Regions from separate parts of the Homo sapiens genome. Here region 2 is linked to region 1. A link is an interaction called in ENCODE POLR2A ChIA-PET data of the cell type or tissue named here. Cell type or tissue: MCF 10A. All regions are shown on one strand.

The links. Peaks named below come from ENCODE experiments on the same cell type or tissue, not always from the same donor. Only the 100,000 strongest peaks of a DNase experiment are listed, where the experiment ranks them.
Region 2: POLR2A ChIA-PET joins it to region 1 with 8 read pairs; 2 of 35 experiments call an interaction of 5 or more read pairs at or near these places.

Annotation. Positions count from the first base shown.
Region 1 is chr4:24,101,752-24,109,751 of GRCh38, forward strand. It overlaps a transcript of PPARGC1A not described here. Among named protein-coding and RNA genes, the nearest start is that of PPARGC1A, 220 kb to the left of the region's middle. In MCF 10A, no CTCF peak of the experiment used is centred here; DNase peaks (open chromatin) are centred at 3,790 and 4,130.
Region 2 is chr4:24,316,593-24,324,592 of GRCh38, forward strand. It overlaps a transcript of PPARGC1A not described here. Among named protein-coding and RNA genes, the nearest start is that of MIR573, 200 kb to the right of the region's middle. RefSeq lists an enhancer at 4,881-5,680. In MCF 10A, no CTCF peak of the experiment used is centred here; a DNase peak (open chromatin) is centred at 4,769.

The DNA.
Region 1 (8,000 bases):
TGAGTAAACAGATGCAAAGTCATGTTTTTACATCATTTTGTTTTTGTCCCAGAATACGTTCATGGATTCGAAAAGCACAAATTAAATACCTACTGTGTGCTAAGAATGGTGCTAGGTACTAACGATTGAGAGATGAGAAAAACACATCCACGCCCTCATGGTCTTGTGAGAACTAACGATTGAGAGATGAGAAAAACACATCCACGCCCTCATGGTCTTGTGAGAGGGAAAGACAGATAAGCAACCATTACAGCTGCAAGTAAGATCAGCTCTCTGGGCAGGAGAATATGGCTGCACGACCCCAGGGATCCATCCAATCCCAACCCCCTGCCCCAACATAGCTTCAGCTCCAATAATCACCATTCTTGTCACAGTGTCGTTGGAGAAGAGCAGCATGGAGACCCTGTCCCACCTTCAGTGGGTGCCACTAAAACAAGAGTATCATGGTGGTATTTAAAATACAATAGTTTCTAAAATGTTTCACTTCAGTACAGACCACAGGACAGGGAACAATTCATGGTACCCTAAACTATAGATTCCTTTCTTTTTTTTCAGGCTCATTTCCAAATCCAAATATCCATGGATACCTACACAACAGTGATGTCCACACAGACTAATACACAACACTGATGTCCACACAGGCTAATAAACTCTCCTCATCTAGACTTCAGTCACTGATTTGTATGAACAGAGAAATTTGGGGACAAGGGTCCTTCTGATCTAATAGCTCCTGAGGCCCTGTTTCTTCCAGGGTCCCCTTTGGAGGTAGGACAATCCCAGAGCAGCTGACATGTTAAGTCTTTCCGAATTGCATTTAACAGCAAAGAGATGCAAAACTACATCTTCTTTTAGAAGGCTTACGGAGTGGGTGGGGATTGTATTTCTTGGACTTGGGCAGAAAGAGTGCTATCCGGGAACTTTTGATTTCCACCTCATTGGAAGACATCCTCAAATACTTCCAGTTGAGGTTCCATCTTCCTGGCAGGGATTGTGGGCTGCTTTTATTTATAGAGGAACGGCAGGGAGGCAAAGAGTGGGAGGCCTCTTCTCCAGAAGGCAGCCCACATGGAGCACAGATACAACACTTGTAGATACAACTTCCCAGCTAAAGCCGAGGCTGCCATCCCACTGAAAACAACACTGCGAATCAGGAGTGTGAACAGATTTAGAAACCAAATTAAGCCAAGTCTGCCCTGGAGATGGTTGTTAAACCATAGTAAACATATCAAACCAGGGGCTTGAAATCATGCCACCTTGCCAGAAATTGCCCTGGCCTCACTGTTTGTTGCAATGATAAGCTCAGAGGCTCAAAAATGTTGACCAGCTGCAACACCCCATGCGCTTCAATGTTTAAAACAATTCTGCATGATATCACCATCATTCCCATTTTGCAGATGAGGACACCGAAGCATGGAAAAGTAGAATTAAGTTCCAAAACTTTTCATGGCTTTGAAAGGGGGAAGCCTTGGCCGAGTGGGTAGTTCCAGAGCCCTCTCCATTAGCCACACTCTCAACTGCCTTCCCTTCTCAATCAGCTCCTCAACAAAAGACTCAAGGTGGTATCCGCACCTGGCACCAGATTAAAGACTCACTTCAGGGACTTCTGCAACCCATATCCCAGATGCTGATAATATAGAGATCCACCCAAAACGAATGGAAATGTGGAGCCTGAAGGTGTGTAGGATACAGAAAAGCACGAAAGAGCACCCAGGACAGAGAGCAGAGCCCTCCAACACAGAGCCCTCGGGCTCACAGCTGCTGCAAGAAGCACTAGTCTCTCCTTCTGGTCCAATGAGTACTCACAAAGTTGTTTTGCTTTTAAGATGCGCTTAATGCCTTCTTCCAAAAAAAAAAAAAAAAGCCTCGTCAGTATAAAATGAACCGGAATTATAGCTGCCGCTTTGATGCTGTGTGTTATTTTTGGCTGAGTGTCCTGCTCTTCTGGAGGCTGTTGGTAGGGTGCTGAAGCCTACTCTAGTAACACAGGCTGACTGCTGTCCCCAAAGGACCCCGAGGAAAACAAGAGGAACTATCTCGCAGTCTTCAGCAGACAGGGGAGGTTTAACATAAATAAACTCCCACTTAACGTTTTCTCCAAAAAGCATCCATTCATTATCTTTATTTCCAACACAGTATTTATGAATTTCCTTTCAGCCGGGCCCGTCAGGCCAAACGTCACCACTCCGTGGTGAAACATCGTGTGCATTTTCTTTTCCTCCTAGGAAGATTAAGGCCGATGAATAAAAGAAAGGGGGATGTGGCCCCTATATTTAGCTCTCCTCACAACATCATGTCTCACAGGTATTAAAAATAGACTCAAATCACTTGAAGACATTCTGAAAAATCAAAGACAGAATAGCTTTCCAAGAGGAAGTTTTACATGTTTTCTGCTTTCTTCCTAGTTGAGTTCCGCTAGTGAGATGTTTAAGCAGCAAAAGCTCCTTAACAGTAGAGTGGGCGCCCTCTTCGTGGAGGCCAGGCCCGGGTGGCTATAGGGGTTTATCACATACTTTATCTCCTACTCATCCTTCTTGCAGCTTCAGTGCTTTGTGGACTGTATTTTAAGAGAGATCTGTGCAGGTCCTTGGTAAAAAGTGTGAAATAGGCTGTGTGGAAAATTCTCCTCTGTCAACAACCTTTCCCCCACTTGGGCTCTGACACTCCCAAGGTCCCTGTCAGAGAGAAATCAGCTCAGATTCAATTCACTGAACAAATACGTGTTATTTGTGATCTGCCAGGCACAGTGCCAGGCAAAGCAAAGGGAGAAGAGGGAAGCAAAGGATGGACCGTCCTTGTTAGAGTGGTAATTCCACAAGGAAGTAGAGCTTCCAGAGGACTGTGGGCAACACAATTCAGAGAGAGAGCTGACATCTCATTGGAAGCAATCAGAAGGAACATCAAACTGGAGGAAGCATGTGAATCAGACAATAAAGACAAAAGCAGGAATGGGGCTGTTTGTATACCTGTGACGAGATGTGGAAGAAGGTCAACAATTAGCTTGGTGCAACGCCTCTCCCCAAAAATATATGCCCAGTAAACCCTGAGGAAAAAGCCTTTTACAGCTAAAGAAAGGAATCTGCAGATGGAGAAATCACACGGTACTTAAAAATGTAGCCTCTTTCAAATACTGCAGTTCACCAGCTGTGTAACTTTGGGCAATTTACTTCCCTTCCCTGAGCCTCAATTTCATCATCTGGAAAATGGGGATCATACTTCACTGGGCTGATGTGCATATTAAATCACAGTGTGAACATGCAACGCCCATGTATGGCACGTGGTTCAAGGTGAGCACTCAATGAATGGGTGTAACTCACTCATGTGGGAGCTATTTACATTGGAACATGTTTCTAATATGCCTCGAGTCACACACAACACCCATTCTTCTGGCAGAAAGGCTTGATTAACACTAGAGCACAGTGAAGGTAAGATAGTGTGGACTTTGCTTATAGAATTGTGTAATTTTCAGACTTCTTCATGGTTTATCCCACGTTACAGAGGAAGAAAACAGCCACCACCAGTTTCCAATGACCCAAGCAAATACACAACCTTGAAAAAGCAAACCTTCTAATGGGACTTTATTTCAATCCTTGACTTGGCAGCTCATCACACTTTAGGATCACTGGTGAAAAGCTAGGGGGAGGTATTTTCCAACCTAAGGTAAGAGATAAAAGGGCCTGAGGACGTTAAAAGTGAGGGAATGGAAATAGCAGGGGCGAAAATCAATGTTTATGAAATAGTCCAGTGTTTCTCAAATCTTCCTGTTCACACAGATCTTCTGGGTATCTTGTTTCAATGCAGACTCTGATTCAGTATGTCTGGAGTCGTGCCCAGAACTCTGCATTCTCATAAGCTCCTCCATGATGCCTATGTTACTCGTCCATGGACCACCCTTATATAATAAGCGAATGGTGTTTGTGTAGAGCCTAAGAAAGGGTTGAGTGGTGGAACCAGGAAATCCCCAAATAAAGGAAGAGAGGCTTGAAAGAAGAGTGATATCCAAACAAGATGGCAAGAAGACTAGATGATTTGAGGAGCAGCCAAGCCGGAGATGTAAATACAGAGACATGGTGTCCAAGGGGAAGGTTTTCGGAGAAGAGGCCCCAGCTCACGAAGTTCCAGTGCATTACTCACTTTGGCTGTGAGTCACTCACAGCCTTTTAGAATTGTTGACGGCAAACATTTTGGAGAGTGCTGCAATAAAGGAATGTGCTCACAGCCATTAACTATGAAGCACTAACTCATTTCAGCAGCCTGACACAAATTATGCTACGCAGTTGAAAAATAGCTATTGATCAGTCCCTTCTTTCTGGTGCCTTCCAATATCCCAGATCAGCACTTCCATTCGTTTCCCCGCCCCCGGATGCCCTCACACACCTAGTTAGATCCTGCCCAAGCCAAAAAAAGATGCCCGCAGACTTTATTTTCTTCCAGATTTTGCCTTTAATAAAGCAAGCCCAGAAAGAGGCAAACCGAAAGATGCCTCCTTTAAGTTTCTCCATGTATCTGTTTCTTATGAATTTCCCAGTCTTTTTTTCTTCTATACTCATTATAGACACAAAGGCAACAATCAACTGATCTATCATTTCCTGGGCTAGAAGATAAGAAATGAAGAGGGCATGAAAAGGACAGAATATGAAATTAGGTTTTAAAGAATTGAACCTGATTCAGGGGCAGGTCGAATGGCAACACTTTGAGCACCTTCAAGTAGCAACTTGAGCCTCAACAGAAAAAGGAAGCCCAGGGTCTTTCAAGAATCGTCCCTAGTTTCCTTCTTAATCTCAAGAGAAACTAAAGAGGCATGTAGATCTTCTATGGCAGACTGATTACAAAGAAGTCCCCGATTCTCTGTCCCTCCCTGTATCTATTTCCTTTGCCATGTGACTCTGCAATGACTCCCACCATATGAGGTAGTTTAGTTGGTTTCCCCACCCTTTGAATCTCAGCTGCCTTGTCCCTTGCTTTAGCCAATAGACTGTGGCAAAAGTGCCTTGTCCCTTGCTTCGGTCAATAGTCTTAAAGCAAAGCCAAGGGCATCCTTGCTCACATGACCTGCCAGCCCCCAGCTGACCCACCAGCTGGCTCAGATGCAAGAGTGAGCCCAGCTGAGATCAGCAGAGCCTGGCCTAGCAGCAGAACTGCACAGAAAACCCTTAGATCATGAGCAATAATAAATGGTGGTTGCTTCAAGCCATTAAGTTTTAGAGTGCTTTGTGATATAGCATTATTTGGCAAAAAATAACTGATATAGCTTCCTCTGGAAAAGCCATGATAAAAAGGCCAGGTATACAAATACTTCCAACAGGGCATTGGTTTTCCTCTGTTCAAAATTATTAATGAACACAAATACATTGTAATAGCATAATTGCATCATTTATAAACACAAAAACACATTAGGAAATTGGATAATAAAAGCACATTGCTATATTACTTTTCATTTTGCAAATGGTTGAATCTGTTAATTAATATACTGTATTCACTTGTGTAACTTTTTAAAGTTTTCTAGACTTCAAATTGAGTCAATCATTTCTTCTTTTGTGCATTCATTTGTTGAAGATTATAATGAACCGAGTTGTGAGTTGGGTACAATAGTAGCTCTGAAGATGAATAACACATTGATCCCTGATCTCAAATGACTTCCGTCTAGTAGGGTTGACAAAGACACATACTCCAAGACTCTTAATGAATGGCAGTGGGTATGTCAGTTTCTTTCTGTCATCCCTATTATTTTCGATCTGACTCACCTTACCAGGTCCAGATGAAATAGTCTTTTCTCTTTCACATCTTCTTTACTACCAGCCTTATTTTTTCCCCAGCTATAAGTAGACCTTCTCAGCTTCAAAAACACAATTTGGAAGTGTAGAGCATGTTCAGACAATAATCTAGGTCAGTCACAAAATTTAAGGTTAGAAGGAAAGCTTAATACTGGATAGATTATGAAGGGCCTTGAATATCAGTTGTAGTGTGTACAGTTGGTTCTGCAGGCAATAGGGAGCCATGGAGGACTTCTGAGAGAGGGAGTGAAGTAATCAAAGCTATCATTTAGAAGGATGATTGGCTTCAAGCCTTTGCTATAGGATCATGGAAACCCAGGGTGATAGAGTTTCAGAATGGATGAGACTGTCAATTGTAGATGCTGCATAGAGATTAAAGAGGATGAAAAATTTATTAGGTTTGCCAAGTAGATAGCCACTGGTGACACTGGAAGGAAAAAATTCAATAGAAGACAAAAAGGGAAGGAAATAGAGCAGGTGGGATAAGACTGTCCTCTACTTCAAATTTTTCTATGGAGAAGGCAGTTGTGATTGACTGTTTACAAGGAGAATTTGAGGATGCACAGCCTCTGATGGAAGATTAGAGTCAGTCTCTTTCCCATATGCCTAAATTGCCTTGGTTAGCTTAAAAAAGCTAAGAAGTTCTAGTATTTCTCCAAGTGCCTTAGAGGGTGCTCCTGTGAGAGAAGAGAGGGTTGAGGTCTCAAGGGACATATGCTGAGAGTATCCAGACATCTTCCTCCCATTTCAACAAGCTTAATCCCAATTATCTTCCTTATGTACAAGTGTTCCTAGCTGAATTTCACTGGGAAAAACTAGGGTTTCTTCTATTGATTAAAAAATAATTTTATTAATTTTAAAACCATTAGGCCAAATAATTTCCACAATCCACTCTAGTTCTAAGATTAAGTTCTAATAATAAGTATTATTATACTATACTAATTATCTTTCAATACTTAGAATGAGAAGAAAATCAGGAGGTGGGCACCTAACATCTCTTGAGCCTATTATATATAGGTTAGCCAATGTGCTGTATCCTGTCCATCCATGGACCACGCATTGAATTCACAACACAGCTCTCTGCAGGAGGAATCATTATCCTCATTCTGCAGATGAGGAAATTGAGGCCCAGAAAGATCAAATAACTTGTACAAGATCTCAGCGCTGAATCCAGAGCCTGGACTCTTGACCAGTAAGTCACAGCTGTGCACATTTTCATGAACACCCAGTGGAGCCTGGGGTTCATCCATGAGTTCCCAAGGTTCACTGAATTTGAATTTCTGGGAGCACATACAGCAGTAACTTTGGCCAGAAGATGCTGCTAAACTTAGGGGAAAAAAAAGGATGTGTTGAGAGAAAAAGATGGGAAGAGGAAGATTTAAAATACTGGAAAGAATTAGAAAAAAGTACTAGTGAACTTTTGGACCTTGGAAATATTGGTAAAAACAAATCCTAATGTGGGAGCTATAAAAATCACACACACACACACACACACACCACACACACACACACACCACACACACACACACACACACCTGAGACCATAAATGCCATTGCTAGAAAGGATATGTAGGTAACAGAAAAGGCATTTTTTTACCCTAGGCTGAAATTGATTTTCATTTGGAAAATTGAAACTTATTGGTAATAATTAATTATTAAAATATGGCCCCCAGCAGGCCTTGTCTAGTCTGCTTTATTTAAAATTTCACATTTCCCCAACTCCTTATACCCCCTCTACTTTATTTCTCTCCATAGCACTTAACACCATTTCATTATACACACACACACACACACACACACACACACACACACACACACTTTTATTCGTTTGCTTATCACCTCTCTCCATAAGAATGCAACTTCTGTGGATTGGGGGTTGTGGGTGGGAAGGAGGCTTAGCATTATTTTTGTGGTTATTCACTTGGTATCTCTAGCATCTACCATAATATCTGGCTCCTAGGAGGCACTGGATAAATATTTGTTGAACAAATGAATGTGTTACTTCATCATGGTATTTATGGAATAAGCTTTCATATCTATTCATTCCCATCCCAACTTACGGCATCTGAAATGTTAGAGTCTCCATCAATTACAAGTCTATTTAGCATTTATATGGCACTTCATATTTAAAACTCACTGTTCAATTATTGATCCCTACAATCGACCTTGAAAATAGATCCTGAGTAGTAGAGTGTCCCACACCACTTTCCCTTCCTAGGCTTCCCCATG
Region 2 (8,000 bases), 210 kb after region 1:
TACAGTCCCACAGAAAGAATGGCAAGACCCTAAACCCACTCTTGGCTCTGCCATTTACTCATGCAAGACCTTGGCCTTTGACTTCTCTCAGCTTCCACGTCATCAGCTGCAGAATGGGAAGAATAATGCTTATCCTTAAAGATTTGTTTTGAGGAATAAATGACATCGCATATGTAACTTGCCTGGCACATTGTAAGAACTATGAAAATGGTAACTAGTTTTCAAAAGTCATCTAACAAGCTCGGGTATTCTTGAAGCCACTATGTCTTGGATAATTCAGAACAGTTATGACTACAAATCTCCCTACCTTCCACAGCCCTCCAGCAGGATCCATGTTCATTTCTGCCATGGGTGTAGGTGGAGGGGAGAGGAAATTTACATCATTTTGATTCAGAAAATAAAATAATTTCAAACTGTAACTGAGAACTGTTCTAAGAATTTTATGGCTTAATCCTCACCATCACCCTATCAGGTAAGTAATATTATTATTATCCCCATTATACAGATGAGGAAGATGAGGCTTAAAGAGGTTGGGTAAGCAGCTCACTCATGGTTACTCAGCTAGGAGTGGGCATACTACCCTTAACCATTGCAACTCAACTCTATTTATTCATGTGTTCATTCAAACACTATATACTGCAACCCTACACTAAGCACTGGAGATACACAGTTCACTCCCTAGGCAGACATTGATTGAGCCTGACTATATGGCAGTCACTCTCCTAGGCACTGGCATATAGCAGGGAAAGTGTGACCAGTCCAGTGAAACCCACAGGTAAATAAAGAAATGTCAAAGGTGCTACAGTTCCATGATAGACATTTGTACAATAACCAGGAAGCCTCAAAAAACAAAGACATCCTCCTACTTGCTTTAGGGACTGAGCGGGGATTGGGATGAAAGAATGGAAGTCCAAAAGCCCTCATAGCAGAGGTGACTTTGAGGAGCCCAGTGTTCAGAGGACTAAAAAAAAAAAAAAAAAAAAAAAAAAAAAAAAAAAAAAAAACACCACCACCAAAAGGGCTGGCCCTAAAAAATTGCAGTGGAACTGGTCACCTGGCATCTTGTAGACAGAGAAATCAGTTGTAGGGCTGGATTTTTTTTCACTTCAGAGCTGTGGCTGCTGTTCTCCACAGCCCCAGCCCCGAACCCAGACAAGCATCCACCTATACGCAAGCACAAGAATAAATTCCACAGCAAGGCATTTCAAAGCACCTACCAAGACGAACGTGCCCTCTGGCCTGGTTTTTTGTTTGGGAAAATTGTGTGCTAAAAACAGCAGATAAAAAGGAATCTGTGGGCATAATTTATTTAGACTTTCTAAAGGCTGTTGAGAAGGTCTCTCTCATAGGAGGCTATTAAGGCCAGGCAGGCAAGTCGGTAACTATGGGGTAAAAGGTGAAGTTCTGTCGTGATTAAAGCCTTCTTAACTGAGAGGAACCAAAGCCCAGGAATAAATAGCCAGTTCTCCACATGGGAAGCTAAAAATAATGGGGCCGCTCAAAGATTAGTCCTGAAGCCAGTGTTGTGCTATCTATTTTTAATGATTTGTCAAATGAAGTACAGTAAATAGAAAAATGCAGGTAGCTAATGACAGGCGACCACTTGGTATAGTGACGAAAGCACTGAGCTGGCAGGGTACTAAGAAGCCAAGACCAGCCTGCACATATGACTGTTTCTCCGGGCCTCAATTTCTTTATCTGTGAAATGATGGAATGTGAAATGACACAAGCTGTTTCTAAGGTCTCTGAGACCATCTGTGAAAACATTTAAAATTCTTTGGCTTGAAGTTCATTCAGGTAGACTAGAAGGAACAAAATGAATTAACCAAATTGAGCAATCCAAGATCCAAAGGAACATCAGAAAAGGCAAAGTAAGTACTTTCACTCTGCTATTTTGGGGTGACTTGCTTAGTTCAGAATAAGTGATAACTTCTCCAAAGAAAGCTATAAGCATTCCTGCGGACAGTTTCATGAGAATGCCTATTCTTAGTCGGGCATCATCAAAGTGCCAATAAACCATATGCAGCATTTTTTTAAGCACTGAAAAAAGCACAGAAAAGTATTACCAGGCTATCGCCTAAATCAGCCTTATGTCCTTTCTTTGTCTCTGATATTATCAGAATAGCCTTTTTATAAATTGAATGGCAAATACTGATAAAGCCAACGATGTATAATTTGGGGGCCCCTGAATGCCTGCTCTCAAGAACCTCCAATCTGGTTGGTGATTTTACAAACAAAAAACAGATAACAAAATACAACTGGCTGTGCCAAATTAATGACACAGCCAGTAAAGTTTGAAGAATTTCCCAGACAAGGTAGGATGTGAACCTCACCTTCAAGAATGAATACTATTTCTGTAGTTGGAGGATAACAGGGAGATCTCCAGGACCAAAAAGAGAAACAAACAAACAAACAAACAAAATGAATTGGGAGCAGAAAAGAAACAAGAAGAGATAAAAAATAAAGAAACTCGGCTGAGTGCGGTGGCTTACGGTTGTAATCCCACACTTCGGGAGGCAGAGGCAGGAGGATCACTTGAGGCCAGGAGTTCCAGACAAGCCTGGGCACCATAGCAAGACCTTGTCTCTACAAACAGTTAAAAAATTAGCTGTGTGTGGTGCATGCCTGTCGTCCCAGCTACTCAGAGCCTGAGGTGGGGGGATCCCTTGAGCCAAGGTGTTCGAGGCTACAATGAGCCATGGTTATACAATTCAACTGTACTCCAGCCTGGGTGACAGAGTGAGACCCTACCTCAAAAAATAAAAATAAAGAAACTCATTCATTTGAGAAAAGACCAACTTTGTCCTGAGATGAGAGTTGCTTCATTATGAAAACAGAGAAGTGTCAAGAAAGATAGACTATGAACAAAGTATGAATAAATGAGGGTTCATGAAATGCCACGTGGATCTCCTTAGTTAGCTTGGGCCATAAGGCAAGACCCAGGAAACACTCCATGAAATTAAAAAGGAAAAAAACAATAAATGGGTTGAACACGGGCTTTTAACATAACACAGTGAGTTTTGGTGACTCATTACTGTAGACACTGTTTTCCCCAAGTAGCTTAGTGAGCTTTACTTTTTGATAGAATTATATGTTCATACAACTAACGGTTCTCTCTGCAGTTACGGCTAATGTTATTGATACTCATAACTCAAGGCAAACATGCGGGGTCTCCAAGAAATTTTTTCCTCCTATTACGCTGTTGCAGAATGAGTTGAATTCACTATAAGAGGGATATGTTACCTTTCTCTAAAGTACCTCTTTCTGTCCACAGGAATGTTTCTGATTTCATAGTCATTTTTTTCCTTCTTCTTCATATTTGTTGCTCAAAAAGCTGGCTCATTAAAAAGAAAGACAATTGCCTTCTAAGAGTCATACTAGACACAGGTGTGCCTCACATTATAGAAGACAAGGACTGCAGAAAATACCGACATCAGACAACCAGAATAGCTAACACTGAATTGAATGGTGCAAGAGGAGAAGGGACCATTTAAAAGAATACTAGAGAGATTTCTTCATTTATTTTGTAAACTTAAATTTCTAACTAGTAGATTTCCTTTGAAAATCTGTACTTGCTGTGAATCACTGCCACAATGCTCTTAAACCTTCCTGAGACATTTTGTTTCCTGGAGGTTTAAGCAATGTTTTCTAAAATTACCATCTATCTTCTGTTTCACATCACAAGAAGGAAGAAAAGTTTGTATCTCCTTTTTTATTCTAGAATAAATGATATAGTTTCTTCACAGGAAATAAACACCACACCATTAATTATATGCCTCATGGATTCTATTCTACCAGATTTACATTTACTTGGCCAAGTCCAAAGGAAAGTAAACAACCTTAGCATTCAATATTAATCATGATACACACACTCCTTCTCTTACTCCCCCTTTTCTCCGTAAAGCAATGCATTTAAAATGAAGACTTGGTTTTTGCTCTTTTTGACATTTCCTAAATATGTTTAAGCATCAGGAACTTGAAAATACAGTATTTTAACGGGTAACGAATGTCCTTTGAAAACAAAGACCATCCTTATATAAAAACAGAGAAATGAATTTTGATGCCGAAGCCAGTAAACAGGTGTCTCTCTTGCAAAAAGTTCAGTGAAGCTCTTCTTGGGTGTGTGTGCAAAAGCTTTACATAAAAACACCACTCCTAGGAGACCCTCTTACAGATTCGATTCACGAGAAACATATACAGAACACCATAGGAAGCCGGGTAATAAACTTCTGAATACCTTTTTATTATTTTGAAAATAATCGAAATTGTGCAAACAAGGTCAACAGCTGGAAAATGGCTCCCAGAAAGCCTGCCCTTACGGTCCTCTGAAATGACTAAACTATTTTGGCAGTTTCCAAAAATTAGCCTTACAAGTCCAAGAAGATATCCAGGTCCCCGTTTTCTCTCACCGAGTCCCAGCTGCACTAATGAAGAGTTGCAAGTGTAGGGCCTGACTCCTCTTCGTGCAAGCCTGAATTATCTAAGCAGCGCCTAAGAAGAGGAAATTTCTCTGCTAAGTCATCCTGTAAAGCTTCCAAAATAGAGGTGCCCTTCAAATTAAATTTGCCGGTGTCGATTCCCTCATCCTCAATGATACCGTGTAAGAAGGATCAAGTGATTAAAATGAAGCAAAAAGAAACAAAGGTCACCCAACACCTGGCTTTTAAAAACTAGGTAGATTCCAAGCCTCAGGATGCTTGGAAAAATAAAATGCGTATGACGCAACTAACACACCCAAAGGCCTGCGAACTTGTGTCCTATTAAAATGCATAATCCTATAATGATGAAGCTGGCAGTCTCTCAATAGTTTGACTCATTTCCCTGCTAAATATAACTGAAGACAGGTTTTCCACTAGGAGCTACTGTATTATTGTCTCCCAACTGGGAATCAGAAACTAATTTTGATATGTAAAGAAATCAAAGCAAAAAAGGATGATACAAGTATTTGTCTGACTTTAATTTCTTCGCAGCGCTACCCTGCCGGAACTACTTTTCCAGAACCCAGAGAGGCACCAATAGAGATGTTTACGGATGGATAAGGCAATATTTGTCAGAAGCTGCAGAATGTGAAAATCACCATCTATCTGCTACATGCAACTTGACTGAAATGATTTAGTCATAATGTGTGATGATGGACGTTGGTTGCTATTCTTTAGCTCTGCAAAGGGCACTGCCAGAGACCAGTATTTCAGCTGACTGCTATTTCTTTCCAATTCAAATGAAAAGAGACTTAAGAACAGACAACAACTCAGCAGGATGCCTATTAGAATTCTTTGTAAGGACTTCACTTGCAAGGAGCAACTCTGGACTTGTTCGTAAAAAAGAAATAATCGGCCTCTGACCGAAGTGCTCAAATCAAAAATCTCACGGGCTACATGGGATTGTTTTTTCTTCTAAAATAGATCATGGATTAATGGAGAACACTGACCTAATAGAAGCATCAACCATTTTTAGAACATAGCTTCCCCAAGAAGGCTTGCAAGGAATTATTCCAGCTATAATGCTGTAGAATTCGTTACCCACCGAGTTAAAATCGCCTCAAATCCATTTGCTCTTATGCAGAATTTCCTGATTATAGCCTCCGCTTATTTTGCCCACATACCAAATCTGAAAATGGTTTTTTAAATTAGTGACTTTTGAGCTAGCTTCACTGGTGGCTGGGGTACAAAATTATTTTCCCCCGAGTTGAAGAGTATTTTTTAAAAAGAAAAGAAAAGCACTGGGTGAGAAATGCATTTTGAAAACGAAGCTTGAGTTGTAGCTTCGCTACAATGGAGAAGCAGAAAATGGTCAAACTGCAGCTTTTCTCTTGACAACCCTGATGGTTCATCTGGTAACACCTCAGACACTTTATTCCTAGCTGAGTTGTTTCTATATGTCATTTATAACTTCACATTTTTCAGAGAGAGAAAAGTACCTCTTGGATGTATCTGTGTATCCATGTGTATGTGAGTGTGTGTGTGCAGGGATGATGTTAAGCTGGTATGTTCCTGCTACAGACAGTGTTGTGCTGGAACAGGCTTACATAGGCTTTGCAAGAGCTGATTGTTAAATTTGCAGAAAATATGCAAGCCAACTGATATCACATTGGTGGCTTGAAGCTGGCAGTGGTGGGAGTGTTTCTACCTCAGAAATCAGCATGCACTATGACTCAGGGCTTCATGATTTTTGGGAGAGTCAGGTTTTTAGCACATACTAGCCCACGACTGCTTACTGGGACACCAGCTGTTTGCACAGCCATCCACAATGATTGGCTGCACTCTCCACTTTGGTCATGCTCATGTTGTAAGCACTGTACAATATTTTGAATAGCAACTTCATCACGTGTAGTCAAATTATATCATTGTATTATCTACATTGTCTTCGGTATAATAACGGAAAAGCAGCATATACTATCACATCATCCATCATCAAAAAACAATTTTTTTGAGCATGGGTTTGGACCTCAGGTACTCTGCTGAATAAATTCTGGGTGGCTCAACTGCTGGTGGATCCCAAATAGATCATTTGGGAAGGAAGAAACCATGCCGGGCCTTAGAGAAAAACAAAATGAGTCAGTTCTCTCTGCTGCCTTTGGCCAGACCAAACCCTGAAGTCATACAGCATGGGGGAGATTTTCTAGTCAAAAAAGTCATTTATCTGTCCAAGCACATCTGAAGATAAATGATGAGAAGCTTCTGGGAACACTGAATGTCAGGCCTCTGAGCCCAAGCCAAGCCATCGCATCCCCTGTGACTTGCACATATACGCCCAGATGGCCTGAAGTAACTGAAGAATCACAAAAGAAGTGAAAAGGCCCTGCCCCGCCTTAACTGATGACATTCCACCATTGTGATTTGTTCCTGCCCCACCTTAACTGAGTGATTAACCCCATGAGTTTCCTTCTCCTGGCTCAGAAGCTCCCCCACTGAGCACCTTGTGACCCCTGCCCCTGCCCACCAGAGAACAACCCCCTTTGACTGTAATTTTCCATTACCTTCCCAAATCCTATAAAATGGCCCCACCCCTATCTCCCTTCACTGACTCTCTTTTCGGACTCAGCCCGCCTGCACCCAGGTGAAATAAACAGCCATGTTGCTCACACAAAGCCTGTTTGGTGGTCTCTTCACACGGACGTGCATGAAGTTTGGTGTCGTGACTCGGATCGGGGGACCTCCCTTGGGAGATCAATCCCCCATCCTCCTGCTCTTTGCTCTGTGAGAAAGATCCACCTACGACCTCAGGTCCTCAGACCGACCAGCCCAAGAAACATCTCACCAATTTCAAATCCGGTAAGCGGCCTCTTTTTACTCTCTTCTCCAGCTTCCCTCACTATCCCTCAACCTCTTTCTCCTTTCAATCTTGGCGCTACACTTCAATCTCTCTCTTCTCTTAATTTCAATTCCTTTCATTTTCTGGTAGAGACAAAAGAGACACGTTTTGTCCGTGGACCCAAAACTCTGGCGCCGGTCACGGACTGGGAAGGCAGCTTTCCCTTGGTGTTTAATCATTGCAGAGACGCCTCTGTGATTATACACCCACGTTTCAAGGGTGTCAAACCACGCAGGGACGCCTGCCTTGGTCCTTCACCCTTAGCGGCAAGTCCTGCTTTTCTGGGGAAGAGGCAAGTACCCCAACCCCTTCTCTCCTTGTCTCTACCCCTTCTCTGCCTTTCCTGGGGCAGGGGCAAGTACCCCTCAACCCCTTCTCCTTCACCCTTAGCGGCAAGTCCCGCTTCCCTAGGGGGCAAGAACCCCCCAGTCGCTTATTTCCGCACCACAACCTCTTATCTCTGTGCCCAATCCCTTATTTCCATGCCCCAACCCCTTCTCTGCTTTTCTGGAGGGCAAGAACCCCCCACCCCTTCTCCGTGTCTCTACTCTTTTCTCTGGGCTTGCCCCTTCACTATGGATAAGCTTCCACCTTCCATTCCTCCTCCTTCTCCCTTAGCCTGTGTTCTCAAAAACTTAAAACCTCTTCAACTCACACCTGACCTAAAACCTAAATGCCTTATTTTCTTC